Linked DNA regions of Homo sapiens: region 2 is linked to region 1. A link is a loop called in an ENCODE intact Hi-C map of the cell type or tissue named here. Cell type or tissue: A673. All regions are shown on one strand. Links, peaks and the distances in the headings refer to the core of each region. The heading gives the core; the rest is flanking DNA.

The links. Peaks named below come from ENCODE experiments on the same cell type or tissue, not always from the same donor. Only the 100,000 strongest peaks of a DNase experiment are listed, where the experiment ranks them.
Region 2: it touches region 1 in a loop (10-fold over the local background); 4 of 110 quality-filtered maps call a loop at or near these places.

The regions. Positions count from the first base shown.
Region 1 is chrX:46,892,915-46,908,382 of GRCh38, reverse strand. LINC01545 (long intergenic non-protein coding RNA 1545) reads left to right here and starts at 8,679. Exons shown (of 4, transcript NR_046101.1): 1 at 8,679-8,779; 2 at 13,802-13,859. RefSeq lists an enhancer at 4,172-4,431. In A673, for the core only: CTCF peaks have their summits at 4,316 and 4,517; DNase peaks (open chromatin) are centred at 3,542 and 4,542; H3K4me3 peaks cover 1,064 bases; H3K27ac peaks cover 2,718 bases.
Region 2 is chrX:47,062,498-47,077,965 of GRCh38, reverse strand. No RefSeq gene overlaps it. Among named protein-coding and RNA genes, the nearest start is that of RGN, 8.2 kb to the left of the region's middle. In A673, for the core only: a CTCF peak has its summit at 3,575; DNase peaks (open chromatin) are centred at 3,025 and 3,505; H3K27ac peaks cover 724 bases.

The sequences.
Region 1 (15,468 bases), core at 78-8,077:
TGAATTTTGTCAAATGCCTTTTCTGCATCAAGTTATATGATCGTGTGATTTTTCTTCTTTAGCCTGTGGATATGGTAGATTACATTGATAGAATATTGATTTTTGAACCAACCTTTCATAGCTGGAATAAACCCCATTTGGCCATAAAATAATTATTTTTATACCTTGCTGGATTCTATATTGCTAATGTTTTGTTGCAGATTTTTGTGTTAAAGCCCATAAGAGATAAAAGTCTGTAGTTTGGGGGAGATTTTTGCTACAGTCCTTGTCTGGTTTTGGTATTAGGGTAATACTGGCCTTATAAAATGAGTTGAGGAAGTTGTGCAGAAAAGAGTTAACATAACAGGCTCTTGGCAGGCATCTGTGAACTTGGATTTCAGGAGAGCTCTCATTGTTCCCAGAACTGATAAGAATGGCTAACTATATCTAAGCTGTTTGTACAAATGTTATTTATGCTGGGACTAGAACTCAAGTCTCCTGATTCTCAAGCTGTGCAGAAAAGAGTTAACGTGAAAGGCCTCAGTGCTATCCTTTGAAAGCCCTGCATGCAAGGTCGGTCCTTGGATGGCATTTGGAACTTAGATTTGAAGAGGGCTCTCACCATTCCCAGGGCTGATGAGACTGTTCACTGGGCCTAAACTGTTCGTACAAACAATATGGTTTATGCTGAACACTTGTTTTCCTTCTAGGAGTCTGGAGTTTTGGTAAGCGCTAGGCAGAGGGTGCCTATATGACCAACCCCCAGTAAATGTCCTGGGAGCTGAGTTTTTAATGAACTTCCCTGATAGACAACATTTCACACGTGTTGTCACAACTTGTTGCTGGAGGAATTAGTACATCCTGCGTGACTCCACTGGGAGAGGACTCTTGGAAGCTTGTACCTCGTTTCTTCTATACTTCCATGTGCCTTTTGCCTTTGAAGATTTTGTTCTGTGTGCTCTCACCATGAATGTGACTGTCTGCTGCATTCTGAGTCCTCATAGTGAATCATCAAGCCTGGGAATGGTTTGGGGGACCCCTAGCACAGAAGTGTTCCCTCCTCTTTGGTATTATAGAATCTATTGTGTAAAATCGGTGTTAGTTCTTTAAATGTTGGGTAAAATATTCCAGTGAAACCATGTGGACCTGGAGCCTTCTTTTTTCAATAATTTTTACATTATAAATCCTATTTTAAAATAGTTATTAGACTATTCAGATGATAAATTTCATATTGGTCGAGTTTTGGTAGTTTGTAGTTTCAAGGAATTGGTCCATTCCATCTAAGTCGTTGAATTTATATATGTAGGGTTCTTGATAGAATTTCTCTATTTTCCTTTCAATGCCTGCAGGATCTGTAGTAAGATCCCCTGTCTCATTTGTGATTATAGTGACTTATGCCTTCTCTCTTTTTATCTTAGTCAATCTTGCTATAGGTTTATCAACTGTACTGATCTTTTCAGAGGAACAGCGTTTTGCTTAATTGATTTTATCTATTGTTTTCCTATTTTCAATTTCATTGATTTCTGCTGTTGTCTCTTTCCTTCTGCTTGCTTTGAAGTTTTAATTTTGCTCTTCTTTTTATAGTCTCTTGAGGTGGGAGCTTACCTGATTGATTTAAGACCTTACCTCTTCTTTTTTAAAAATTTTAAAAAAATATATTACAAATTTTTCTTTTAGTGGCAAGTGACCGGCAGCCTCTTTTCTAATGTAAGGATTTAGTGCCATAAACTCTCTTGTCAGCACTGCTTTAGCTCCATTCCACAAATTTTAATATGTTATATTTTCATTTTCATTCAGTTCATTGTATTTTTAAAAAATTTCCCTTGAGACTCCTTTTTTGACCTATGTATTAATGAGAAGTGTGTTGTCTAGTTTTCAAATATTTGGAGATTTTCCTGCTGACTTTGTTATTGATTTCTGGTTTGACTCCCTTATAGTCAGAGAACATGACACAGTGGTTCATGCCTGTAATCCCAGCACTTTGGGAGGCTGAGGCAGGAGGATTGCTTGAAGCCAGGAGTTCAAGAGAACATACTCTGCATGGTTTCAATTCTTTTACATTTGTTGAAATTTTGTATGATGCAAAATATGGGTTATGTTGGTGAATGTTTCATGGGTATTTGAAAAGAATGTGAGTTATGCTATTGGGTAGAATGTCCTATAAATTAGGTCCTGTTGCTTTATGGTATTGTTGAGTTCTATAATCCTGCTGATTTTCTGTCTAGTATTTCTATTGCTGAGAGGAGGGTATTGAAGTCTCCAACTATAATCATGGATTTACCTGTTTTTCTTTCAGTTCTATCAGATTTTACTTCATGTATTTTGAAGCCTTATTTATTGGTGCATACATGTTTAGGATTTCTTTGTCTTCTTGGTGGATTGACTCATTTATCATTGTGTAATATCTCTCTTTGTCCTTGGTAATTTTATTTGCTCCAAAGTCTACTTTTCTGATATTAACATATAGCCATATCTGTTTTTATAAATGAATGTCTGTGTAGTATATCTTTTTCTTTTCACTTTCTACCTATGTTATCGTATTTGAAGTAGTTTCATATAGACAGCACATAGAGGGTTATTTTTTTAAAAATCCATTTTGTGATTCTCTGCCTTTTAATTCATGTATTTAGACCATTTAATTAGAAGATAATTATTGGTATCTTAGGGCTTAAGTCTAATGTTTTATTATTTGCTTTTTGTCTGTTCCCTCTATTTCTCATTCCTCTGTTTGCTGTTTCTGGCCTTACTGTGGGTTACTTGAATATGTTTTAGAACTCCGTTTTACTTTATTATAATGTTTTTGAGTATATCAGTGTGTATAGTTTTCTGTTTTTTAGGTGTTAAAATATACACATATAACTTATAGTGTATTGTTATCAACATTTTACCACTTTTAGTAAGGGGTAGAAACTTTATTTTCCTTTAGGTTCCTTTATCCCTTACCCTCCCACTTTTTTTTCTTTTTTAGACATAGTCTTGCTCTGTCGCCCAGGCTGGAGTGCATGGCGCAACCTGAGCTTACTGCAACCTCTGCCTCCTGGGTTCAAACGATTCTCGTGCCTCAGCCTCCCGAGTAGCTGGGACTGCAGACATGCACCACCACGCCTGGCTAATTTTTGTATTTTTAATAGAGCTGAGGTTTCTCCATGTTGGTCAGGCTTCTCTCGAACTCCTGGCCTCAAGTGATCTGCCTGCCTCGGCCTCCCAAAGGGCTGGGATTACAGGCGTGAGCCACCGCACCCGGCCTGTCCTCCCACTTTAAAAATATAATTTCTATTTCTTGTACATACATTGAACCCACATCAGATGGTGTTACAATTTTTGCTTCAACAATTCAACATAATTGAAAGAAATTCATTAGGAAAAGGATAGTCTATTTATATTTATCCTTATTTTTTATACATTTCATTGTTTTCCTTCCTTTCTGAAGTTTCAGGCCTCCTCCTGCTATCATTTCCTTTTCGTTTGGAGAACTTCCTTTAGCTATTCATTAATAGTAAGTCTGCTAGTGAAATTTTTATAAATTTTCTGTCATCTGAGAATGTCTTTATTTCCCCTTTATTCCTGAAGGATATTTTCACTGAACATGGAATTCCAAGTTGACAGTTCTTTTCTTTCATCACTTGAAAAATGTACCACTTCCTTCCGGCCTTTATGGTTTCAGATGAGAAATCCACTATGATTTAAATCAGTGTTCCTCTATAGGTAATGTGTGTTTTTCTCTCTAGCTGCTTTCAAGATTTTTTTTCTCTATCTTTAGTTTTCAAAAGTTAGTTATGATGTGTCTTGGTGTGGATATTTTTGGGTTTTCCTGGCCTACTTTTGTGGACTGTGTAGTTCCAATGACAGTTTAGTTTTTAGAACCCTTGTGGCACTATTCTGGTCTGCTTTGTGTGCTACTCCCAAGCCACGTTGAAAACCTGAGTGGTATGCCACACAGTAGTTCAGTTGTCAGACCTGCAGACCTGGTGATTTACTTAGTTTCACGCTTGGGTCAGACAGGTGTCTTTCCAGGACTTCCTATGCAGATGTAAAGAATGCCTTTCTGCAGCTCCTTCCTCTCTAAGATCCCTTCTGCACTCTAATTGGAAGGGTGAGGGGCACCAGCTGCCACTGGCAGATAAGGGTGAAAGTCCAGACTCCTCACTCAGTCTCCACTGACATGGCAACAGTGGGGAGGGGAGCACCTGTCTGCATCCTCTGCTGATGCCTGCTGGGAGCCGGGCAGCAGATGTCCAGATTCCCCACTAGTTCTCTGCTGACACCACTGGTGGGAAAGTAAAGTACCTTCCCAGCTGCCTGCCACTTGATGGGGCTCGGGAGACTCCCCACTTGGTCCCCGTCATGGTGCCTGTGATGGAAAGTGCCTCCCTGGGCCGTCTGGTGCCACTGGGTGAGGGGTTGGGAGATGCTAGGCCGGTAGGGGTTGAAAGTACTAATCCTGCCTACCTGCTGCTGCTGGGTCGGGGACAAGCGTCTGGACTCCGTGCTGGGTATACGCTGATGCTGCCAGCAGGGCTGAGCACGCCTCCTCCGGCTGCCTGGTGTGACTGGGGCTCCCCCTAGCTCTTGGCTGTTGCCCAGCGTGGTAGGAAAGTGCTTCCCTGGTACCGCTGGGACTCCCACTCAATCCTGTCTGGTGTTCCCATGGGGGAAGAAGGCGGCTTTTTGCCCAGCCACCTGAGGCTACTGAATGGGGGACAGAGCTCTTCCAGTCCCTACTCAGTCTCACTCTGCTGACACCACAGGGTTCAGCTTGGGTAGGGCTGGTGCTGTCCACAGGGTTTTACTTATGCTGGGCTGGGTTTTTCTCCTTTCCCAGTCCTTTGGCCACAAAGAACAGGTTTTTGTTTTGTTTTGTTTGTCTGCTCTGATTGGAGATTCTAGGTTGCAGGCTTCTCCAGCACCCAGTCTGGAACATACAGAAGATAAAAAGAAAAGCCAGGAGCCCATCACAGTGTCGTTCCTCAAGTCCTGAAGTCTCTAGCCAGTCCACTTTCTTCTTTCCACCTACCAGTCCCCTTATGATGGACTTTTGTATTACTTTTAGGAATTTTAATTGTACTTAGCATGGAAAAGCAAAGAGAAATGGGTCTATGTCATCTTGTTTGAAGCTTGGTTACCTTACATTTTAAAATAAATTAATGAGGGCGGGCACGGTGGCTCACGCCTGTAATCCCAGCAATTTGGGAGGCCAAGGCAGGCGGATCACTTGAGGTCAGGAGTTCGAGACCAGCCTAGCCAACATGGCAAAACCTCGTCTCTACTAAAAATACAAAAATTAGCCAGGCATGGTGGCAAGCGCGGGTAATCCCAGCTACTTGGGAGGCTGAGGCAGGAGAATTGCTTGAACCTGGGAGGTGGAGGTTGCAGTGAGCAGAGATCATGCCACTGTACTCCAGCCTGGGTGACAGAGTGAAACTCTGTCTCGAAAAAAAGAGAGAAAAATTAATGAAATAATTAACAGATAAAGTTTTCAGTTTCAGTTGGAAAACACAAAGAATTTACACCTCCCGGGCTCAAGTGATTCTCGTGCCTCAGCCTCCTGAGTAGGGATTACAGGTGTGCGTCATCACACCTGGCTAATTTTTGTATTTTTAGTAGAGATGGAGTTTCACCATGTTGGCCAGGCTGCTCTCAAACTTCTGAGCTGAAGTGATCCACCTGCCTCAGCCTCCCAAATTGCTGAGATTACGGGCATGAGCCACCGCACCTGGCCTCTTTTTTTTTTCCCTTTTTTTTTCTTTTTTTCATTCATAAAATGAAACTGATAATGCTTGGACTTTGGTGGAAAGATACTTTCAGAAAGTATAGGGGATTATTTATCTGTCTTTGTTGAGCCACTGGTTGATGAAACTGGATGCAAGAGCTTTAAACTGCTGAAACACTCTGATAGTGTAACTCACCTAAAATGGGCTCAAGGAACCAAAAAAGAAAAGGCCAAAGAACTATAAAGAAGTAAAAGATCAATCTTGGCAAGACCTCCCTTCCTTTTTCTCCTTTCTCTCCAATCTCTTTCTTGCCCATCACGCCAAATTTCATATGATAAAAATCAATAACTGGCCCAATTTTCCTTAGACAAGTAAAATACCTACTTTCCATGAGTTACTTTGTCTGTGCACAGTAATACCTATGTAAATCCATACACAAATGCTCTGGAAGGATACAGACCAAACTGATAATTGTAGTTCCCAATGGGAGTGGGGATTGAAGAAGATTTTAGATTTATCTCCAATTTTTTCATGTAAAAAAAAAACAAAACCCTGTATTATTTGTGTAATTAACAATTAATAGCTGGGCACAGTGGCTCATGCCTGTAATCCCAGCACTTTGGGAGGCCGAGGTGGGCGGATCACAAGGTCAGGAGATCGAGACCATCCTGGTGGTTTCACCAACATGGTGAAACCCCGTCTCTACTAAAAATACAAAAATTAGCCGGGCGTGGTGGCGCGTGCCTGTAGTCCTAGCTACTTGGGAGGCTGAGGCAGGAGAGTCACTTGAACCAGGGAGGCGGAGGCTGCAGTGAGCAGAGATCATGCCACTGCACTCCAGCCTGGCAACAGAGCGAGACTCCATCTCAAAAAAAAAAATTAATAATGAAACAAAAACAATGTGTGCATTTGCCAAGACATGTGAGTCTGATATTGAACAGAATTTAAGATATGCTTTTTTCTCAATCAAAAATTATTTCACACTCTTGAAAACTAGTGACACCTAATATTTGCTCAGAATTTCACCACCATGACTCCGAAGAACATTTTCAGATAAAATTAGGAAAATTGCTGATTTTTCAAATAAAAAGCAATTGTAAACTCCAGCAACTTTATCTGTATTTATTGTTGAAGTGATAACATGTAAAAATGGTCTCCCTATGCACATAAGTAAATACAAAGCCACCTACAGTGAATCTTTATAGTCAATTTGATAAATTAATGAGCACTGGAAACCTCACTTGATTCTTCGCTACACAGTGATATCCAAAATAGTGCTGCTAGATAGAATCTGCAAAAAAATTGGAGAGGACTTTTAACTCATAGGACTTCACTTATGAAGTCTGTATTCATAGAAGGAGGCAAAAAAAATCAATATTTGTGGAACATCTACTGTGTTTCAAGTGTCTAACTTATGTTTTCTCATCTAATCCTTCCCAAGCCCTCAAGACAATAATCATTATTTCCCATTTTACAGGTAAGCAAACTAAGGCTCAGAGAGAAAATAACTTGTCCAACATTATTACTGGACAGTAGGCACACTTCAAAATAAAATGCTTTCTGCTCTTGTGTAGGTTCAAGTATTTCAAAGCACCTACCATTTCTAACTCAAGGGAGAGTGGATTCATTAAACATTTGTGACATGAGAAAATGATTTCTACAAATGAAATACACATCTGTTCTTTGAAATCCTTCTCAGGTGTTAACTTCAATTGAATTGAATAACTAACTTTTTAAATCAATGAACGGAAAACAGTTTAGTGGAATTAGGTAATAGCATACACCCAATGAGTGAGTTATAATCAGTATAGCTTCCTTTTACCAGATGGCTAATGACCTTCATAGACCAAATACATGTTACAACTGATGCCATGGATCCGTAATATTGACACTCTCTCCATAGAAGCCTATCTTAGCTTGTGATTTATTTTCACAAAGAACAAAATGTTCACTGATGGAAGTTAAAATCAAAATGAAACACCAAACATCACTGTAGTGGTCAGTTTTGTTTTTTGTTTTGTTTTGTTTTGAGACGGAGTCTTACTCTGTTGCCTAGGCTGGAGTATGGTGGTGTGATCTCGGCTCACTGCAACCTCCACTTGCTGGATTCAAGTGATTCTCCTGCCTCAGCCTCTCAAGTAGCTGGGATTACAGGCACTCACCACCACGTCTGGCTAATTTTTGTATTATTAGTAGAGACGAGGTTTCACCAGCCTTGAGGCCAGGCTGGTCTCGAACTCCTGGTCTCAAGTGACCCGCCCGCTTCAGCCTCCCAAAGTGCTGGGGTTATAGGCATGAGCCACTGTGCACCTGGCCTGTAATGGTCAGTTTTATGTGTTAACATAGCTAGGCTATAGTCCCTAGTTTATAACTGGCTAACATAAGCCAGTTATTCCATTAAAATCTAATCTAGGTGGTGCTGAGAGGTATTTTGTAGATGTGAATCAAGTCTATAATCAGTTGACTTTATGTAAACAAGATTATCCTAGATAATCTGGTGGGCCTGAATCAATCAGTTAAAGGCCTTAATAGCAGAATGGAGGCTTTCCTGAAGAAGAAATTCTGCCCATAGACAGCAGCATTGGCTTGTGCTCGAGAACTCCTGCCTGTCCTTTCTGATGGCCTGCTCTAAGGATTTCAGATTTCAGGCTTGCCTAGCTAGCCACCACAATCACATAAGCCAGTTCATCTATATCTATACCTATATCTATATCTATATCTACATGTGTCTCCTAATGGTTCTGTTTCTCTGTTAGAATCCTGACTGATACAATCACTATCTTTATTTTATATATAAATCCATAACTTATATGCACTTAAGAAAAAAAAACTAATTTTCCCTGGATTTCATATTCTTTCTTTGGATTGGATTTTTCTCCATCAGAAATTTCAAAAGGGATTAAGAAAGTGTCTGACTCCAGAGAATGCTCAGCTTCAGAGACTATCCATAATTTTCTTTCTTTCTTTTCTTTCTTTTTTTTAGATGAAGTCTTGCTCTGTCGCCCAGACTAGAGTGCGGTGGTGCGATCTCAGCTCACTGCAACCTCTGCCTCCTGGATTCAAGCAATTCTCCTGCCTCAGCCTCCCAGGTGCACGCCACCATGCCTGGCTAATTTTTGTAGAGACAGGGTTTTGCCATGTTGGCCAGGCTGGTCTTGAACTCCTGACCTCAAGTGATCTGCCCGCCTTGGCCTCCCAAAGTACTGGGATTACAAGCATGAGCCACCATGCCCGACCCATAATTTTCCATATTAGAAGTAAACTGCCCCATGTGTGGCTTAGGAGAGAGTTGTTCCTCTTGGGAACCATCATCTAAGTGAATTCTCAGAAGCCTCTGTATTTAGCTTCCTGAAGATAGACGCACCAGGGCCATAGGAGACAAAAGCCCATGAAAACTGCTCCAGGCCTTCCTCTATGCTCTATCCAAGTCCATTCATAAATCCTATGTGTCTGTTGAGGTGCAAGAACCAGTTTTCAAAAAATTTGTGTACATTTAAGGGGTAAAAGTGCAGTTTTGTTACGTGGATATAATGCATAGTTGTAACGTCCAGGCTTTTAGCATAACCATCACCTGAATAATATACATTGTACCCATTAAGTAATTTCTTATTCCTCACCACCCTCCCATCCTTCTGAGTTGCCAATGTCTATTATTCTATAGTAGAACCAGTTTGTTTGTTTGTTTTTTAATCATAACATCAATAATTTTCCTTAATTCCTTCAGAAATTTCTTGGGAATACTTTACTTGTCTGGGAGACATTACCCAAATGATTTCATTCCACTGTTTCATTTTTGTTTTTGAGACAGGGTCGCCTAGGCTGGAGTGCAGTGGTGTGATCATAGCTTACTGTAACCTTGAACTCCTGGGCTCAAGTGATCTTCCTGCCTCAGCCTCCCAAGTAGCTAGGACTATAGGTACATGCCATTATGCCCAGCTAATTAAATTTTTTTTTTTTTTTTTTTTTTTTTGTAGAGACAGGATCTTGCCGTCTTGTCCAAGCTGGTCTCAAACTCCTGGTCTCAGCTAATCCTCTCACCTCGACCTCCCAAATCATCCCACTTTTTATCCCCCTGAAGAAATTTTGGGGTTACTTTTAGAAATGTTCTTAAATCTTTTCTCTCCCTTTTTTTAACTGCTATTTTTTTATTCATCTATTTATTTAAAACTGATCTTCCAGAAATGATTTAATGTGGCCTGTGATGATACAATTAAATACAGCACAAAGATAAAAACTAAAATTGGCAGGAAAAAAGAGAAAGTAAAGAAGGAAAATAAAAAAGAGTAGGAGAGAAAAGGAGAAAGTGAAAAAGAAAAAAGGAAACAGATTAAAAATGAATAGTAGTCTATAAAATGTATGTGGCTCAAAAATTGGAAAAAAATAAGAAAAAATATATACTTCAAAATGTCCATGAGATAAAACCAAACCAACTAAGAGAATAACAACTATTTTTGGTGTGAAGACAGGAATTCCCCCAGAGATTTACTACAATATTCCCATTCTGTTGCTTTTTAAAAAGAGTAAACAAAGCATTGCTTCTAACCCCAGGTACCATGGTGAGGTTTAAAAAAAGACATCTTTAGGTAGCAACTGATTCCAGTTACATATTTTATTCTTACTTCTCCTAACTTTGGAAAGAATTTATCTGAAACTGCACACAAATTATGAAATCTTCATATTCCTTACTTAGTGCTTGACTCAAGAACCTATTTTGTCCAGTGGAGATAGTCAGGTATGGGGTATCAGAGACCAAGGAGTACTTAGAGAGAATCCTCCTAAAGTGACCTTGTGCGGGCATCAAACATCAAAGCTCAAACAGGATAAGGGGGTATCCACACGTGGTGGTGGTGGTGGAGGGGGATGCTCCCCAGCTTAGGGCATTGGAGTTTGAGCCAGTTGAAGAGTTCCTCCCACCTATCTATAGTGTTTCTTTTTTTGTTTGTTTTTGTTTTGTTTTGTTTTGTTTAGGAGCAGAGGTTTAATAGGCAGAAGAGAAGAGAAAGAGAAACAGCTCTCTCTATATATAGAGAGAGGGGTCTCCGAACAGAAAGGACCAGCAGGCGGCCCATGTGCCAGATTTTATAGTCAGGTTTGAGGAGGGGTGTCTGATTTACATGGGGCTCACAGATTGGTTTGATCAGGTATGACGTTTACATGGACTATGACATTCCCTGGTCTTGCCAAACAAGATTACTTCCCTGAACTGTAAAGCTTCCCACACATTGCATACAGAGAGGATAAGAGATATGGCGGTCGCAGACAGGAAAGGAGGAAATTACAAAAGGAAAGTTGGAGATCCTGTTGCCGACACCCCATCGAGGCAATTGGAGGCTGGGGCCAGTCCAGAAGCCTTTGGATAACACTGGGAGCTAGCCCTGGTCAGAAATCCTCAGCTGCCTCAGGACTTCTTCCAGCCCCACCTGATGGCTAAGTCTTCCGTGAAAGGAAGCTGGTTCAAACATGGCCAATATGCCCAGCAACCCATGGGTGCCGGGAGATTCTCCATGTTCTCCCTAGTAAGCCTGTCCCCCAAGTCTTTTAAGGCTGGCAGCCACACTAATCGTTTTTAAATGGCTGAAGGGGGCCCAGTATTTGGTTTGATTTGGTTCTAAAATGGAAGCCAAGAGCCTCGAAATGAAAGGACAGAGTTGGAGTCCCCTCATCTATTCATCGTTTCGGTGAATGTTGCACCTTGGTATCTCGGATGAGGTCCCCATTATGAAGTGACTACGTTGTCTGGGGTATATACCCTGGGGTTCATTGTCACGCGACAGGAAAATTTAGGACACGGACACACACAAGGAGTTTAGGAGTGGAGGTTTAATAGGCAGAAGACAAGAGAAAGAGAAACAGCTCTCTGTCTATAGAAAGAGAGGTCTCCGAGCGGAAAGGACCCTATGGTGTATTTTAAACTAAACAGATAATGCATGCTTCGTGTGGCAAATACTGATAGTTGCTTACCCAATAGCCACTCTTTTCACCTTTACTTTCAGAACTTCAATTTTTCAGCAAAACAATGTGCCTAGTAAAAATAATTCCTCAGACTCCCTTGAAGCCAGAATGGACATGTGATCCAGCTCTGGCAAATGAGATCTAAGCAGAAGTCTACTGCATGAGGCTTCTGGGAAAGTTATTGTTTTCCTGATGAAAGGGGACAGACTTAGCTGGCCTTTTGCCACTCTCTTTATTCTTTCTGCCTAGAATGCAGTCACAATACTTAAGAGGTATGAGAGCTATCTTACCAGCAAATAGAAAAAACTACATGATTAGGATGGCCAGGAAGGAAGACAGAAAGAGCCCAGGACCTTTCTATCGCACTAACCCACTTTCTAACCCACTGTGGGTTGCCTCCCTCAAGCCTTTGTGTTACATGAGAACCAGGTATGAGAGCTATCTTACCAGCAAATAGAAAAAACTACATGATTAGGATGGCCAGGAAGGAAGACAGAGCCCAGGACCTTTCTATCCCACTAACCCACTTTCTAACCCACTGTGGGTTGCCTCCCTCAAGCCTTTGTGTTACATGAGAACCAGCATGTTATTCCTTTTTTGGTAACCTGCTAACGGTTCTCTTCACCCTCCTACCCCCATCCTACAGTGTTCAGCTCATTTCAATAAGTTACTGATTTAGTGGTATTAATGTACTAGAACCTCCTCGAACATATTCATATTTGCATTCATCCTACCAGCTTCTGCCTCAGGCAGTATTTGGCTGCCTAAGGCCAAGATGGGGCAGATATAGAAGTCTTGGTGTTGTCCACAGTGGGTTTTGTGTCATTTTGGAAAAAATAAGACATAAGAGAAGTAATACTTCAATGTTTTATATGATTAAGGGGAAGGAGAACTAACACTAGGGCTGGTGCTTTTACTTATAGAATGCTCAAAATAACTGCAAAGCATGCATCACTCTCTTTTTGCAGAGGAGGAAACTAAAGACATTACATAGCTGATGAAGATCTAGGCAGGTAGTATGTAGCAGAATATAAGTCAAACTCAGGTCTGATGGTTCTCAAATCCACACTTGTTCTTTGCAACTCTGACACAACTAGCCAAAATGATCATGGGTCAGTGGCTTCCTGGAGGAGATAGAACTTGGACTAGTCCTGAAGGATGGGCAAAATTTGAAGCTTCGAGGTAGGGAGTAGAAAAAGGGATTGCAGGTATGGAAAGGAACATAAGCAAAGACCAGCTTTCATTGATCATGCCCCATTCAATAGTCAGGAGATGAAATCACTAAAGCAGAGGACTCAGTTCTTTAAACACATAATATCTATTGACTTATCTCCTGTGATATCCTGTGATAGTCACTGTGAGATATGCCAAGGTTAATTTTTTGAAAGTACCTGGCATGTAGTTGCTGCCTGTTTTTTGTTTGTTTGTTTTAGTTTTGTTTTGTTTTTTGAGACAGAGCCTCACTCTGTCACCCAGGCTGGAGTGCAGTAGCATGATGTAGAGACAGGGTCTTGCCATGTTGCCCAGGCTGGTCTCAAACTCCTGGGCTCAAGCGATCCTCCCACCTTGGCCTCCCAAAGTGCTGGGATTACAAGTACAGGTGTAAGCCACTGTACCTGGCCATTTTTTTTGTCCTTTAAGAAAGTGCTGGCTGGGCGCAGTGGCTCATGCCTGTAATCCCAGCACTTTGGGAGGCCGAGGTGGGTGGATTATATGAGGTCTGGAGTTCAAGACCAGCCTGGCCAACATGGTGAAACCCCATCTCTACTAAAAATACAAAAAAATTAGCCAGGCGTGGTGGCAGGCACCTGTAATCCCAGCTACTCGGGAGGCTGAGGCAAGAGAATCACTTGAATCCGGGAGGCAGAGGTTGCAGTGAGCCGAGATCACGCCATTGCACTCCAGCCTGGGCAACAAGAGTGAAACTCCATCTCAAAAAAAAAAAAAAAAAAAAAAAAGAAAGAAAGAAAGAAAGTGCTCTCCTTTCTCAAAGTGAAGGTACTCATCATTTGGATTACTCAGAAAGCTGACAATCTAGCTAGGGAGATTTTTAAATTATTTAAGAGTTCCAAAATAGAAAGTGTCACAAGATGATATAAGACTGGTGATAACAGCCCCAGGGGCTATGCTCTTAACTACTATGCTCTTTTACCCTGCAGTGTATAGGATGTACAGGATGAAAAGATCCCAAGTGAGGACCCCAATCAGGAGGCTGATGTAAGTAACCATGGGGTCATTAGGTTGATGATGAGGGACATGAAAAGGAGAGGATGGAGAAGAAAAACATTTCAACAACAAGGCTAGTTAACAGCTGCTTAGCAGAGTGGAAAAAAGAACAAGCTAAAATGACCCCAAAATGTCAATGGTATAACTAAGATAACTGCATGTCATCGATGGAAATGGAAATGCCAGGACAGGGAGACCATCTGGGAAAGAGAAATATAATGAGTTGAATTTAGTACATGGTGAGACGAGGAGAACAATTATTTAACTATTCAAGTGAGCATATTTGGTAGAGAGTTGGCAGATTGAGGAATGGCAGTCAGATGAATGGCTGTGCTCTGTAGTGACAGTTGAATCTGTGGTGAGAAGGGTTCATGTACTTGAAGGAAAGAATATATAGGGCTGCAGCCACCCATTGAAACCTCTTTGTCCTCCTTGCCCTTGTTGTCGACATCACGTTCCAGTTCCTGCTTGCACTTGCTTTTGGCAATGTGGTTGGAATGTATGTGGCTCAGAACTATGACATACCAAATCTAGCTAAAACATGTGAAGAAATTAAAAAGGAATTGGGTGCCAAGAAGACACCCCCTAGTTCATGAGGTTGACTCCAGCACTGCCTTCTGGATACACCGATTCCACTGCTCTTCAGGCCCTCCTTTACCATCTGAACCAAAAACTTTTGCTTTGTCTTCAGCCTCAGTGATTTTTCTTCTTTGCTAGACCCTGCATTGCCTTAGAACAAAAATGGAGCTAAAAACTATCCTTACTTTCCAACATCTTTGCCTCTTCCCATCCTCCTTTCAGCTGCTTGGGAGGTTCTAAGACTGGAAATATGGTGCTAAATTAGTAAACTAGTAGACTCTCCCGTACTCTTCAGGATTTCTACTATAGGTTGAACATCCCTGGTCCAAAAATCTGAAATCTAAAATGTTCCAAGATCTGAAACTTGAGTGGTCATGCTCAAAGGAAATGCTCATTGGAGCATTTTGGATTTCAGATTTTTGGATTAGGGATGCCCAACTGGGAAGTATAATACAAATATTCTAGTCCGAAAAAATTAAAAAATCCAAAACACTTCTGGTCCCAAGCATTTCAGATAAAGGATACGCAACCCGTATTTTTTATCAAAAGAAAAATTGATGAGTATTATATAATTGGTCAGATACAAATAATGCTGATTTTCCAGTTTAGCAATTGTAATGGTTAAACATTTGATACTAAGTTAGGTTGCTTCAAAGTAATTAAAATTAATATTTAGAAGCAAAAAAAATAACATAAGGATAAAAGCAGAGGACTCAAGACTGAGTCTTGTACTGTGATGACAGCTGAGGTGGAGGAGGGTAGAGGAAAAAAGAAATGAGGAGCTAGCCAAAAAGACTAAGTCTCAGAGAAGTAGAAAACACTGAGTCTGGCACAGTTCCTGGCCCAAGAAGCAGTGCTCAGTGAATTCATAGATGGGGGACAACTGCATTCAATATCCCAGGAACCAAAATTGGAAGAAATTTTGAAGAAAAATGGAGTGATTTTCACTGATGTAAAAAATGCTACAGGGGCCGGGAGCAGTAGCTCACACCTGTAATCCCAGCACTTTGGGAGGCTGAGG
Region 2 (15,468 bases), core at 4-8,003, 170 kb before region 1:
GGGAAGAGGAAAGGCTCGATTTCATTTTCAAATCATATGGAAAACACATTCCTCAACAACACAGCTCCACAACCCCATTCTCAGCCTAAATGTATTCCTGGTCCTGCCATCTGACAGTCTGGGCTTTCTCCAAATAACCCATATTAAAAAAAAAAATGGCCAGGGCCGGCACAGTGGCTCAGGCCTATAATCTCAGTGCTTTGGGAGGCCGAGGAGGGTGGATCGCTTGAGCCCAGGAGTTTGAGATGAACCTGGCAACAAAGTGAGACTTCGTCTCTACTAAAAATTTAAAAAAACCCAAAAAACAACAAAACAAAACAAAACAAAACAAAACTGGCCAAGTGTGGTGGCTCATGCCTGTAATCCCAGCATTTTGGGAGGCTGAGGCAGGCAGATCACCTAAGGTCAGGAGTTTGAGACCAGCCTGACCAACATGGTGAAACCCCGTCTCTACTAAAAATACAAAATTAGCCGGGCGTGGTGGCACATGCCTGTAATCCCAGCTACTCGGGAGGCTGAGACAGGAGAATTGCTTGAATCCGGGAGGCGGAGGTTGCAGTGAGCTGAAATTGTGCCATTGCACTCCAGCCTGGGCAACAAGAGTGAAACTACTTCTCAAACATATATATGTATTTCTGGGTGTGGTGGTGCATGCCTATAGTTCCGGCTACTCAGGAGGCTGAGGCAAGAGGATCACTTGAGTCCAGGAGGTTGAAGCTACAGTGAGCTGAGTTTATGCCACTGCACTCCAGCCTGGGTGACAGAGTGAGACTGTCTCAAAAACAAACAAACAAAAATAACTCTCTTCCTCTACTTCCTCAGTGCTGATGTCTCCCTAACCTTATCTCAGCCCAGATGTCGCCCCCAGGATACAGGCCAGCAGCTTAACTGAGCTGACCCAAACCAATCACATCATTTCCCACCAACCTCCTGAGCACTCTGTCCTGGGAAATGGGCTGTGGTGCAGCCAACTGGCTGTGCAAGAAGCCCTGACACCTCGCGAGCCTCCTCTTGGTCCCTAACTCAAGTCCAGTTAGTCACCAGGTCATAGAATTGTCCCTTTAATGTCCTTCTATGTTGGCACTGCCTTAATTCATTCAGGCTTTCCCCATTTCTTGCCTAGATTGTTTTAATCTTCCCGGAGGCCTCATCTCATCCCTGTGGATCTGCTGCCAAAATGACCTGCTAGACCGTGAGTCTTGCAGGGGAGGGGATGTATCTTATTCACCCTCACCTCCCTGGGTCCTGCCACAGTGCTGACACATAGAGGTTGTTCAACTATATGCTTTTCAGGCTGGGCACCGTGGCTCACCCCTGTAATCCCAGCACTTTGGGGGGCTGAGGCAGGAGGACCACTTGAGGCCAGGAGTTTGACACCAGCCTGGGCAACACAGAAAGATCTCATCTCTATTAAAAAAAAAATAGCCAGGCGTGGTGGCTGTGATCCCAGTTACTGAGGAGGCTGAGGTGGGAACATCGCTTGAGCCTGGGAGATCAAGCTTGCAGTGAGCCGTGATAGCGACACTGCACTTCAGCCTGGGTGACAGAGTGGGATGTGGGATCCTGTCTCTAAAAACAAAACAACAACAACAAAAACTATATGCTTTTTTTTCTTTTTCTTTTTTTTTGCTGAGAGGGGTACCTTTATTTAGAAAAAAATTTCAGTTTTACAGAAAAGCTGCAAGAATAATAGAAAAAATTCATGATTACCCTTCACCCAGATTCCCCAAATGTTAAGTTTACCACATTTGCTTTACCCTTCTCTCTCTTATTTACATATACATCTATATATAATTTTTTTCTGACCAGTTTGGGAGCAAGTTGCAGACATGATGCTCCTTTACCTTTAAATACTGTAGTTCAGTGTGTGTTTCCTGAAAGCAAGGGTATTCTCTTCCATAAACACAGCACGATGGTCAAAATCAGGTAAATTAACATTGATACAGGATTATCTATTGGAGTCTCACCAATTGTCCAACTAATGTCCTTTATAATAAAAGGAAAAAAGATGTTTCATGCCCAAACCCAATCCAGGGCGAGGCATTGCATTTAGCTGCATTTAGTTGCTTTTCACCTGGAACAGCTCCTCAGCCTTTTATTTTTGTTTCCTGACATCATTGACATTTTTGGAATTCAAAATGTAGAATGTCCCTTAATTTGGGATTCCTTGATTTTTCCTCATGGTCAATTCAGGCTATGCCTTTTTGGCAATGCTACAAAAGTGATGCTGTATCCTCACCATCTGCAGGCAAACGAATGTTGATTTGTTAACTTTGATCATAATATGTGGTTATGAATCTTTTTAAATTGGCTGGGCATGGTGGCTTATGCCTGTAATCCCGGCACTTTGGGAGGCCGAGGCGGGTGGATCACTTGAGGTCCCAGCCTGGCCAACATGGTGAAACCCCATTTCTACTAGCTGGGCATGGTGGCGTGTGCCTGTAATCCCAGCTATTTGAGAGGCTGAGGCAGGAGAATTGCTTGAACCCGGGAGGCGGAGGTTGCGGTGAGCCAAGATCATGCCACTGCACTCCAGCCTGGGCAAGAGAGTGAGACACTGTCTCAAAAAATAATAATAAATAAAATAAAAAAAAAAGTGTAGTCATAGCACCCTGCAATGGACCCCGAGCACACAAGGCTCTTCGAATTTGTGGGGAGTCCCTTCTTGACCTCTCTCATGTTCTAGCCATGTTCTCTGCTTCTTGACTTTGAACTTGCTATTCCCTCTGCCTAGAACACTTCTCTCTGACCACTAATCCAATGCTTCCTTCTGCACTGGACTAACTTCTAACTAAGAGTCAGTTGAATGTCCCCTCCATCAGGAAGACTTCGCTGACCCTCCTCGCTCTCTGACCTATTGCTCTTCCAGGAGCGCCTCTTTATGTTTTATTACATTACTCATCACACTGAGATCCATTGGTTTATGTGTCTCTCCTGCTTTATCAGGAGCTCTCTGAGGATACATAGGGATCTTTTATTACAATATAAGTGCTCTTTATTCGCAGACCACCTGCAGTCAAACACATCTGGGTTCATTGACTCTTTACAGTGAGGAGGGAGAACACACACCACAGGGTACCCTGGGACATCTCAGTAACAGGCTGTTAGAAAGAACCTACTATAGGCCAGGCACAGTGGTTTATGCCTGTAATTCCAGCACTTTGGGAGGCAGAGGAGGGTGGATCACTTGAGGTCTGGAGTTCAAGACCAGCCTGACCAACATAGGGAACGCTGTCTTTACAAAAAATACAAAAATTAGTGCATGTGGCGGTGCATGCCTGTAATCCAAGCTACTTGGGGGGCTGGGGCTTGAATCTGGTGGGTGGAGGTTGCAGTGAGTGAGCGGAGATCGTGCCATTGCACTCCAGCTGGGGTGACAGAGCGAGATTCTGTCTCAAAAAAAAAAGTTGTTTTTTTTTTTTAAAAAGAAACTACTATAGAATTTGGCCTTGTATTAGGTGATGTGATTTTGGGGCGAGTCCAAGGATTGAATGCTGTCAGGGAGTAGGGGTGACTCCATGATTGGGCATTTTAATTTTCATCTAGAAGACAAGGAGAATGGGCTGAAGAACAAGCAGCCCTCACTCAGATAAGCCAGGATGGGGCGATGTTGAGTCATTTTTGTGATTCATTCTTTCCTTCCTTCCTTCCTTCCTTCCTTCCTTCCTTCCTTCCTTCCTTCCTTCCTTCCTTCCTTCCTTCCTTCCTTTCTTTCTTTCTTTCTTTCTTTCTTTCTTTCTTTCTTTCTTTCTTTCTTTCTTTCTTTCTTTCTTTTTCTTTCTTTCCTTTTTTTGAGACGGAATCTTGCTCTGTTGCCCAGGCTGGAATGCAGTGGCGTGATCTCCACTCACTGCAACCTCCACCTCCTGGGCTCAAGCAATTCTCCTGCCTCAGCCTCCTGAGTAGCTGGGACTACAGGCACGTGCCACCACACCTGGCTAATTTTTTGTATTTTTAGTAGAGACGGGGTTTCACCGTATTAGCCAGGATGGTCTCGATCTTCTGACCTCGTGAACTGCCCACCTTGGCCTCCCAAAGTGCTGGGTTACAGGCGTGAGCCACTGTGCCCGGCCTGTGATTTTTTTTTTTTTTTTTAGTAGAGACGGGGTCTCACTTTGTTTTGCCCAGGCTGGTCTCGAGCTCCTGGCCTTAAGCAATCCTCCTGTCTCAGCCTTCCAAAAGTGCTGGGATTACAGGTGTGAGCCACCACACCTGGCCCAGATTTTTAATTTTTTGTAGAGATGAGGTCTCCCTGTGTTGTCCAGGCTGGTCTCGAACTCCTGGGCTCAAGTGATTCTTCCACCTCTGCCTCCTGAAATGCTGGGATTACAGGCATGAGCCATCAGGTCCAGTCCATTTTTGTCATTTGGTCAGTCTATGATTAATCTTGTTTTTGTCTTGATCCATTGCAGTCCCAGAATGGCCTTGTCTGATGTTGGTGACCTCTGAAATTGTTCATGTTCAGCAGGAGAATGCCAAGGCCTAGCTGTGGGTGCCATGGCGGATTTTGGATGTCACAGACTGCTTTTCTTTCTTTTTTTTGGCTGTTGATCTTTTTTTTTTTTTTTTTTTACACTTTAAGTTTTAGGGTACATGTGCACATTGTGCAGGTTAGTTACAGATGTATACATGTGCCATGCTGGTGCGCTGCACCCACCAACTCGTCATCTAGCATTAGGTATATCTCCCAATGCTATCCCTCCCCCCTCCCCCCACCCCACCACAGTCCCCGGAGTGTGATATTCCCCTTCCTGTGTCCATGTGATCTCATTGTTCAATTCCCACCTATGAGTGAGAATATGCGGTGTTTGGTTTTTTGTTCTTGCGATAGTTTACTGAGAATGATGATTTCCAATTTCATCCATGTCCCTACAAAGGACATGAACTCATCATTTTTTATGGCTGCATAGTATTCCATGGTGTATATGTGCCACATTTTCTTAATCCAGTCTATCATTGTTGGACATTTGTGCTGTTTCCAAGTCTTTGCTATTGTGAATAATGACGCAATAAACATACGTGTGCATGTGTCTTTAGAGCAGCAAGATTTATAGTCCTTTGGGTATATACCCAGTAATGGGATGGCTGGGTCAAATGGTATTTCTAGTTCTAGATCCCTGAGGAATCGCCACACTGACTTCCACAATGGTTGAACTAGTTTACAGTCCCACCAACAGTGTAAAAGTGTTCCTATTTCTCCACCTCCTCTCCAGCACCTGTTGTTTCCTGACTTTTTAATGATTGCCATTCTAACTGGTGTGAGATGGTATCTCATTGTGGTTTTGATTTGCATTTCTCTGATGGCCAGTGATGATGAGCATTTTTAATTTCCCCTTTTGTCCAAGGTCAGATTAAGTAAAGGCCATAGGATGTGAATCGATGATTTTCTGATCTTCACCATTTACCAGGATTTTGCTGATCTACAGGTGGCTCCAAGAAAATTGTCTGTAGTAGGACAAGGGTTAGTCTCCCCACCCTTTAAAAAAATTTTTTGAGACAGTGTCTTGCTCTGTCACCTAGGCTGGAGTGCAGTGGCAGGACTGTGGCTTATTGCAGCCTTGACCTCCTGGGCTCAAGCAATCTTCCCATCTCAGCCTTGTGATTAGCTAGGACTATAGGCACACATCACCACCCCTGGCTAATTTTTTTTCTTATTTTTTGTAGAGATGGGGGTCACACTATGTTGGCCACGCTAGTCTCGAACTCCTGGGCTCAAGCAATCCTCCCACCTCAGCCTCCCAAAGTGCTGGGATTACAGGCGCAAGCCACTGTGCCTGGCCAGTTTTTATAAGACCAAAGTTTGGGGTTAATGATGCAAGGGAAACTTAAGAACCAGAAGGGGCTTACTAAAGGAAATGTACCTTCTGTAGTGTTTAAGGAAGAATGATTAATTTTTTTTGTCAGCAAACAGTTAAATTCAGAGCAGTAGCTATGCTCTGAGAAAAATCTATCAGGATGCTTTGTTTTTCTTTTTTTAATTTATTTCTGAGATGGGGTCTTGCCCTGTCACCCAGGCTGCAGTGCAGTGGCACGATCACGGCTCATTGCAGCCTCAACCTCCTGGGCTCAAGTGATCCTCCCACCTCAGCCTCCCAAGTAGCTGGGACTACAGGCACACTCCACCAAGTCTGGCTGATTTTTGTACTTGTTTTGTAGAGAGGGGGTTTTGCCATGTTGCCCAGGCTGTGTTTTTTCTTAAGTGAGAGGGGACTGTAAGGGTTCAGAAGTCACAGGATGAGGGTAAGGGAGAACACACTGAGAAGCCTTTTCGTCTGTTAGTATCATAGAGAGAGTGTAAAGCACAATAGGCAAGATGAGCAGGAGAGTGAAAGGAAAGAAAAGGGCTGCTAAGAATCAGAAAATTAACCTTGAGTTGAAGCTGGCCACTTCTGCAGTCAGCAGTTTCTGGAGGGCTTCTAAGAATGTCTTAATTTAAAGTGTCCCGATGGAATGGACATCCAGGAGTCAGGATAAACTGACTTTTTAAGTTGGGAAATGGGAACTTAAGTGTCCCGTTGGAGTTTTATTGCTGTGCAAGTTGCTAACAGTCCCTGATAAGGTCTTTTCCACGGAGACTCAAGTAGTTTTTCTCTGATGTCTTTTCAGAAAACCAAACCTTCAGGTTTGAGATCCTGCAGAGGCTGCTGAGGTGGGGGTTTTGAAAACGCAATTTACTAGGCGGGCGTGGTGGCATACGCCTGTAATCCCAGCTACTCAGGAAGCTGAGGCAGGAGAATCACTTGAACCTGGGAGGCATAGGTTGCAGTGAGCGGAGATTGGGCCACTGCACTCTAGCCTGGGCAATAGACAGAGCCAAACTCCGTCTCAAAACAAACAAAAAAGAAAATGCAGTTTATACCTGTTGGTGAGAAAGCTGGAGGTATTGTAGGAGTCCCCTGCAGTAATGAGTCATATCAGCCTGTAATAGAGTGGAGTCTAGCATTGGGAATACTTTCCAAATGCATAGGGAAACCTGTTATTATCTCAGAAGCAGATAACTTGTGAATCCTTTGGGGGGGGATGCAGATCTTATTGCCATGAAAAATAATGGCAATACTTGAGGCTATGGAAGTTCAAGGGGTTTCTAAGAGCTTTGATTATTGTGGTTTTCGAATTCCAAGAGTTCTCTGTTTTTTTTTGTTTTGTTTTGTTTTGTTTTTTGAGACAGAGTCTCGCTCTGTCACCCAGGCTGGAGTGCAGTGGTGCAATCTCGGCTCACTGCAACCTCCACCTCCCAGGTTCAAGCAATTCTCCTGCCTCAGCCTCCCAAGTAGCTGAGACTACAGGCGTGCACCACCACGCCCGGCAATTTTTTTTTTTATTTTTTTATTTTTAGTAGAGACGGAGTTTCACCATGTTGGCCAGGCTGGTCTCGAACTCCTGACCTCAGGTGATCAGCCTGTCTTGGCTTCTCAAAGTGCTGAGATTACAGGCGTAAGCCACCATGCCTGGCCAGTTCTTTGCAATTTTTCTGAATTGACAGTTGATAAGGACCGTGCCACTTTAGGAAATGAGAATAAAAAATCACCTTCAGTGACTAGTGTTTTCTATCTATTCCTTACTCAGAAACTGTCAGTTTCTTATGTGTCCAAAGATTATTTATTAATGAACTTAATCTTTTGTCTTAAGTCTTAAAGTTGGGATCTAGAGATTTCAATTTTAGCCAATACATTAAATCCTTATGATTTGTAGAAATTTAAGAATTTTTCAGGCTGGGTGCAGTGGCTCACACCTGTAATCCCAGCACTTTGGGAGGCTGAGGCAGGAGGATCACTTGAGCCCAGGAGTTTGAGACCAGCCTGGGCAACATAGGAAGACACTGTATCTACAAACAAAAACAAAAACAACAACAAAAATTATTTCATGAAGGTGCAGAATGACAAAATATAATAAAACAGAAAAAAAATTAGCCAGGCCTGGTGGCTCATGCCTGTAGTCCCAGCTACTCAGGAGGCTGAGGTGGGAGGATCGCTTGAGCCCAGGAGGTCGAGGCTGCAGTGAGTTATGATTGCACCACTGCACTCCAGCCTGTGTGACAGAGTGAGACCCTGTCTCAAAAAAATTTTTTTTTTCATAAAATTAAACTATTTAAAAAGACACCTGTTAGTATTATTCCTTTCAGTCGTTCATATATATATGAAGTTATAGAAACAATGGTAATTTACTTAACCCATAAAATCAGTGTAGGAAATTTAGAAAGCTTAAGTAATTTAATCCTGATTTTTGTACAAGCAAAAATATTGTTCTGACATTACTTTAAAATGGTAAACTATTTTTAAAGATCTTCAATCATAATTGAAAGCTCTTCTTTATCTTGAAATTAAATTCTTTTCTTATTTTTTCATAAGTATAATAACAAAGACTATTGTGTTAAATATACTTTCTAGTGTCCCCGAAAAGAAACACATTCAATAACTTTTTCTTTCCTTTAGACACTTTTGACAGTTTATCCAGACTAGATATTTCTAGAGTGTACGCAGAACAACTAAATTTTTTTTTTTGAGACAAAGTCTCGCTCTGTTGCCCAAGATGGAGTGCAGTGGTGTGATCTTGGTTCACTGCAACCTCCGCCTCCTGGGTTCAAGGGATTCTTTTGCCTCAGCCTCCCAGGTAGCTGGGTGCCCACCACCACACTTGGCTAATTTTTGTATTTTTAGTAGAGACGGGGTTTCACCATGTTGGCCAGGCTGGTCTTGAACTCCTGACCTCAAATGATCCACCTGCCCTGGCCTCCCAAAATGCTGGGATTACAGGCGTGAGCCACTGTGCCTGGCCCTGAATTTTTTTTTTTTTTTTGATCAGTTAATCTTTAAAGTTTCCCAAGGGAGTAAAAGAGAGGGAGAGGAACAACAACAACAAAAAGCCAGCTTCAGACAAATATGAAATTATCATTTATTAGGTTGGTGCAAAAGGAACTGCCATTACTTTTAATGGCAAAAGCTACAGTTACTTTTGCATCAACATAATAAAAGGTTAATTTTGTTCTTTCTTGAAGGACAGGGAAGAATATATAAACATAGAAAGACCATTTTGACAAGCACACTGGGGGGTGGGGAGGGAGACAGAGTACAGAGTACAGTATTGTCTAAACCAAGTTATTGGTTTAGACAATAACTTGGGCCTTTGACAGTTTTATCCATGTAAAGAATTTTAAAGCTACCACTCATTAATCCTTGAAATGTGGAAACAAAGGAGGGGGGGTCACCTACCCCCCAAAATAATTTTTCTTTTAGGCAAAACCAAATAATCTCCTAATAAGGTTTTCTTCACTCTTTGTTCTAAGATGCCTCTTAAATGAACAATCTTGTTCATCTCAAAAGTTCCCCAATGTGGCCGCAGTAATTTCAAACTGACCCTAGAGAAATTTTGCCATATGGTGAATATTATAGTAGGAAAACATGAAGGAAGCAGGTATTTAGTATCAAAGACTTGCAGTTTTAGACTTGGAAGACCCCATGTGAATGTTCATGGGCTGTAATGATGACGCTTGGGCAACTTTGTGTCTATGGAACCTGGCTGAAGGCCAATCATTACCCGTCAAGAGGCCATGTAAAACTTCCTGATTCCAGGCTGATTAGTTTGTTTTTAACTTTGAGACTGGGTTTCACTCTGTTGCCTAGGCTAGAGTGCAGTGGTGTGATCATGGCTCACTGCAGCTTTGACCTCCTGGGCTTAGGTGATCCTCCTGACTCAGTTTCCCTAGTAGCTGAGACCACGGATGCATGCTGCCACACCCAGCTAATTTTTAAAATTTTTGTAGAGACAGAGTCTTGCTATGTTGCCCAGACTGGTCTTGAACTCCTGGGCTCAAGCGATCCTCCTGCCTCGGCCTCCTGAAGTGCTGAGATCACAGGGATGAGTCACCCACGCCTGGCCAGAGTATAATTTGATTAGTTTTGACATATGTATACATGTCTAGAACTATCTCCACCACCAAGATAATGAACATTCTGGTCACCCCCAAAAGTTTCCTCCTGCCCTTTTATTATCCCTTCCTCCCACCTTTCCCTGCTCCTAACCCCCAGGCAACCACTAGTCTGCTCTCTGTCACTCCAGATTTGCTCCTATTTTGTAGTTTTTTTGGTACCTGGGATTATATTTATACAGTATGTATTCTGTTTTGTCTGGCTGAGCATAATTACTTTGAAATTCTTCTCTCCCAGTCTGTGATTTCTCTTTTCAGTCTATTAATAGCATCTTGCAAAAAGTAGTGGTTTCGGCTGGGCATGGTGGCTCACGCCTATGATCCCAGCACTTTGGGAGGCCAAGGTGGGAGGATTGCTTGAGTCTAGGAGTTCAAAACCAGCCTGGGCAACATGATGAGACTCTGTCTCTATTAAAAAAAAAAACAACCTATCTCTCACCATATACAAAAATCAAATCAAAATGGACTTCAAACTATGAAACTACTACAAGAAAACATTGGGGAAAATCTCCAGGACATTAGTCTGGGCAAAGATTTCTTGAGTAATAACCCACAAGCACAGGCAACCAAAGAAAAATGGACAAATGGGATCACATCAAGTTAAAAAGCTTCTGCACAGCAAAGGGAACAATCAACAAAGGGAAGAGACAACCCACAGAATAGGAGAAAATATTCACAAACTACCCATCTGACAAGGGATTAATAACCAGAATATATAAGGAGTTCATACTATAGGAAAAAAATCTAATGATCTGATAAAAAAAATGGGTATGCCCCCACACCCTAATTTTTAATTTTTAATTTTTTTGTACAGATGGGGTCTCACTGTGTTACTCAGGCTGGTCTGGAACTCCTGGGCTCAAGTGATCCTCCCACCTCGGCCTCCCAAAGTGCTGGGATTACAGGTGTGAGCTAATGTGCCTGGCCAACTGTAGGGTTTTTTGTAGGTGTTCTTTATAAGGTTCTGGGTAGATATCCTTTATTCAGCTTCTATTCACAGTTTGCTGAACACTATTATCAGCAGTAGATACTGTCAAATGTTTTTATTTATTTATTTTATTTTTTTGAGACAGAGTCTCGCTCTGTCACCCAGGCTGGAGTGCAGTGGCACAATCTTGGCTCACTGCAACCTCTGCCTTCAGGGTTCAAGCGATTCTCATGCATCAGCCTACCAAGTAGCTGGGATTACAGGCACCTGCCACCACGCCCGGCTAATTTTTGTATTTTTAGTAGAGACGGGGTTTTGCCGTGTTGGCCAGACTGGTCTCAAACTCCTGGCTTCAAGCGATCCACCCGCCTCAGCCTCCCAAAAAGTGCTGGGATAACAGGTGTGAGCTACAGCACCTGGCCTCAAATGCTTTTTATGTATCTATTGAGATATGGTAAATTACACTGATTGATTTTCAAATGTTAAGTCAACCTGCATGTCTGGGATAAATCTTACTTTTGATATATTCTTCGATTAAATTAGCTAACGTTTTGTTAAGAACTTTTGCATTGTTTTTATTTTTATTTTTGAGAGGGAGTCTCACTCTGTCACCCAGGCTGGAGTGCTGTGGCATGATCTCAGCTCACTGCAACCTCTGCCTCCTGGGTTCAAGTGATTCTCCTGCCTCAGTCTCCCAAGCAGCTGGGGTTACAGGCACCCACTACCACGCCCAGCTAATTTTTGTATTTTTAGTAGAGACAGGGACTTCACCATCTTGGCGAGGTTGGGTCTTGAACTCCCAGCCTCAAGTGATCCTCCTGCCTTGCCCTCCCAAAGTGCTGTGATTACAAGCATGAGCCACCACGCCCAGCCACTTTTTGCATTAATTTTTATGAAGGATATTGGTCTCTAGTTTTCTTATGTATTTGTCTGGTTTTGGTATCGGGGTAATGCTGGCTTCATGGAATGAGTTGAGAAGTATTCTCTCCTGTCCAATTTTTTGGAAGAGTTTATGTATAATTAGTATTATCTGTTTCTTAAGAGCTTGTTAGAATTTACCAGTGAAGTCATCTGGGCAGAGTTTCTTCAAAGGAAAGTTTGACTGCAAATTCAATTCATTTAATAATAAGGAGCTATTCAGGTTATCTCCTTTTTTTTTTGAGATGGAGTCTCACTCTGTCACCCAGGCTGGAGTGCAGCGGCACAATCTCGGCTTACTGCAACCTCTGCCTCCTGGGTTCAAGTGATTCTCGTGCCTCAGCCTCCTGAGTAGCTGGACTACAGGTGCGCACCACCATGCCCGTACTTTTAGTAGCAATCTGTACTTTTAGTAGAGATGGGGTTTCACCATGTTGGCCAGGCTGGTCTCGAACTTCTGACCTCAGGTGATCCACCCACATTGGCCTCTCAAAGTGCTGGGATTACAGGCATGAGCCACCGCGCCCAGCCTGTATGTTTGTTTGTATTTATTTATTTATTTATTGAGACGGAGTTTCCCTCTTGTTGCCCAGGCTGAAGTACAATGGCACAATCTCGGCTCACTGCAACCTCCACCTCCTGGGTTCAAGCGATTCTCCTGCCTCAGTCTCCAGAGTAGCTGGGATTACAGGCTGGTCTCGAACTGCCAACCTCAGGTGATCTGCCCGCCTTGGCCTCCCCGACTGCTGGGATTACAGGCGTGAGCCACTGTGCCCGGCCAATATTTAAAGTGGGCTTCTTGTAGGCAGCATAGAGTTGCATTCTTTAACCTCCAAGCTTGGCTCAGGTATCTGGGGTGTTTTAAGAACTCAACTCTCAGGCCATTCACTTCCTTTTAGGAAGCTCTGATAACGAAAGCATTTATCATAATGAGCTACATGTGCCTTCTATAACTTCCCCCGTGGAGTAACACTCAAGGAATTATTTCTACTTCCCCAGGACAGTTTTTCAGACAACAGGACCATACAAACCTATGGGCAACTCCTCAGGCAGTGCCAGATTCAGCCACGGTGGATCCAGCAGGCCCATGGAGGATTATCCAAGGCTACCTAAGAAGTACCAAAGGCTACCTTGGAAAAAGTGTTGGGGGGATGGGACGAGAAAGAGAAAACTAATTTCTCTAGGGGAGGATTCTATTGATCAAAAAAAAACACTGGTTTTCCATTTAATGGAAAGAGTTTCAACTAATGAAAGTACAGGACCAACCTAGAGTATCACAGCAGAGATGGACATACTGGGAAAGGAACATTCCCCCAAAAGGGTAGGGAGCACTTGCAGTATGCCTAGTGTATTAGTTTTCTATTTCTGCTGTAAAAATTACCACAAATTTAGTGGCTTAAAACAACACAAATATATTCTCTTAAGAGTTCAGGAGGTCAAACGTCTAAAATCACAGCATAGGCAGGGCTGAGTTGTTTCTGAAAACCTTCTGAGGTGGGGTCTGTTTCTTGTCTTTTTCCATTTCTAGAGACTGTCTGCATTCCTTGGCTCATGGCTCTTCTTTGCATCATTCCAACCTCCCGCTTCCATTGTCACATCTCTTATTACTGACTTGGATACTCCTGCCTCCCTCTTATAAGCACCCTTGTGACTATATTGGTTGGGCCCACCTAGATAATCCAGGATAACTTCCCCATCTTAAGGCCCTTAAATTTTTATTTTAGAGTCGGGGGTATATGTGCTTGTGTGCTACATGTGTAATGGTTGGGGTCGAAAGCCCTTAACTTTAATTACATCTGCTAAACCCCTCTTACCATGCAAGGTAGCATATTCGCAGGCTCCAGGGATTAGGACATGGACATCTTTGGGGGGGCATTATCTATCTTTACTATGCCCAGTTGCAAGTTAGATTAGCTACGGAGAAGGCAAATCCACCAGGTCCTAGATCTGTGAGGTCTGTACTGTTCAGATTTGTGTGACGTATCTTGTGTTTTGGATGTGAACCTCTAAACTGACTTTGTGTTAGATGACTAATTGTGGTCCAATCAACTCTGTCCAGGCATCACGGATAAAGTGGTACAGAATCCTTACAACCAAACCCCAACTCAGGTTGGTTTCCTCAGGAAGAAACTGAGTAAGAGTGTTTAGAGAGGGGGCTTTGGGCACAGGAGTCAAGCAAAGTGACTAAAAGTATGAGTTGTAGAGGCAAGCTCACAGGTTCTAGCTTTGAACAACTGTCTTAAACATTTGGCCTCAGTTTTCACGTATCAAATGCAGCTGATAGTATTATCTTCATATGGTTGTTGTGAGAACTAAATATAAGGTAGCCCCATGTAAAAGGCTTAGCAAAAGGCCTGCCATAGGTTAAGGGCTTGATGAATATTGTAACTTTTATTATTTGAAGGCTTGACTGGTCCCAAACAAGTTTCCTGGCTTGTCCGACCAAGGTTTTTTTTTATTTATTTTTATTTTTTTTTAATAAGATGGAGTTTCATCATGTTGCCCAGGCTGGTCTCGAACTCCTGGGCTCCAGCGATCCTCCCCACCTCAGCCTGCCAAAGTGGTGGGATTACAGGCATGAGCCACCATGCCCGGCCCCAAGTAGCTGTCTTGAAACTGACCTTTAGCTTGAAACTGCTCATGCAGCTCTCAGTCCATCTTTAAGGACTGGAGGACAAGACACGGGCACAAATTCTGCCCCAAAGATGCAGGCAGCACTGTCTGATCTTGTTCATTGTTGTCCTTGAAGGCAAATATGACTGAAAAGACTGAGTGGCCACAGTACTGCACACAGCTAACCACCACTTTGTGAACACTGTTGTTGCTTAACCCCTAGAGCCACCTTTGTTTGAAGAGCTAGGGGGAGGGGAAAGAACCAGAGATCCAGTTTTGTAAAGTAGAAAAGTTAAGGTGAAGAGAGGAAAAATCTGTTACCAGAACACTGGCACCTATGCCAGGCTTATCTGAAGCAGGAATACGTATTTAATGTTTTTTTCCCTAAGCAGCAGCTGAAAGATCTAAAATGGTACTGGTCCAACCCGAAGTGTCTTTCTGTTGTGAGGCTGAAGTGATTATAATTTTCAAAATTTCAGCAATTTTTCGAATGAAGTTTTCTCATGTGAGAAATGACTATAAAATAACGAGATCCATTTCCACGTGTGGTGTATGAAAGCAGTGTCATTACATTATGGCAATACTTTAGAAAGCAATGTTGAGCAAAAAGTGGTTCCGCAAATGGCCTCCCAATTCAGATAACTCGCTGTAATCAGTACAGCTTGAACAGACCAATTCCATCTTTCCACCTTGTTTATAACCTGATATTCAGTTATAATAAATGAAATTGAGAAGAAGAGTGCAAGTAGTGAGAGGAGGGGAAAGAAATTTAAAGCTTGGGGCATTCAAGCCTTGAGGCTGGACTGCTCATATCCAAATCCATCTTAACAAAATGAGAAATGATGGATGCTCTAAGACCCTAAAAAAAAAAAAATCATCAGTGGCAGGCATCATGGCTCATATGCCTGTAATGCCAGCACTTTGGAAGGCCGAGGCGTGAGGATTGCTTGAGCCCAGGAGTTTGAGACCAGCCTGGGCAATATAGTGAGACTCCATCTCTACAAATAGAAAAATGTAGCCAGGCATGGTGGCATGCTCCTGTAGTCCCCAGTTACTCTGGACCTGAGGCGGGAGGATTGTTTGA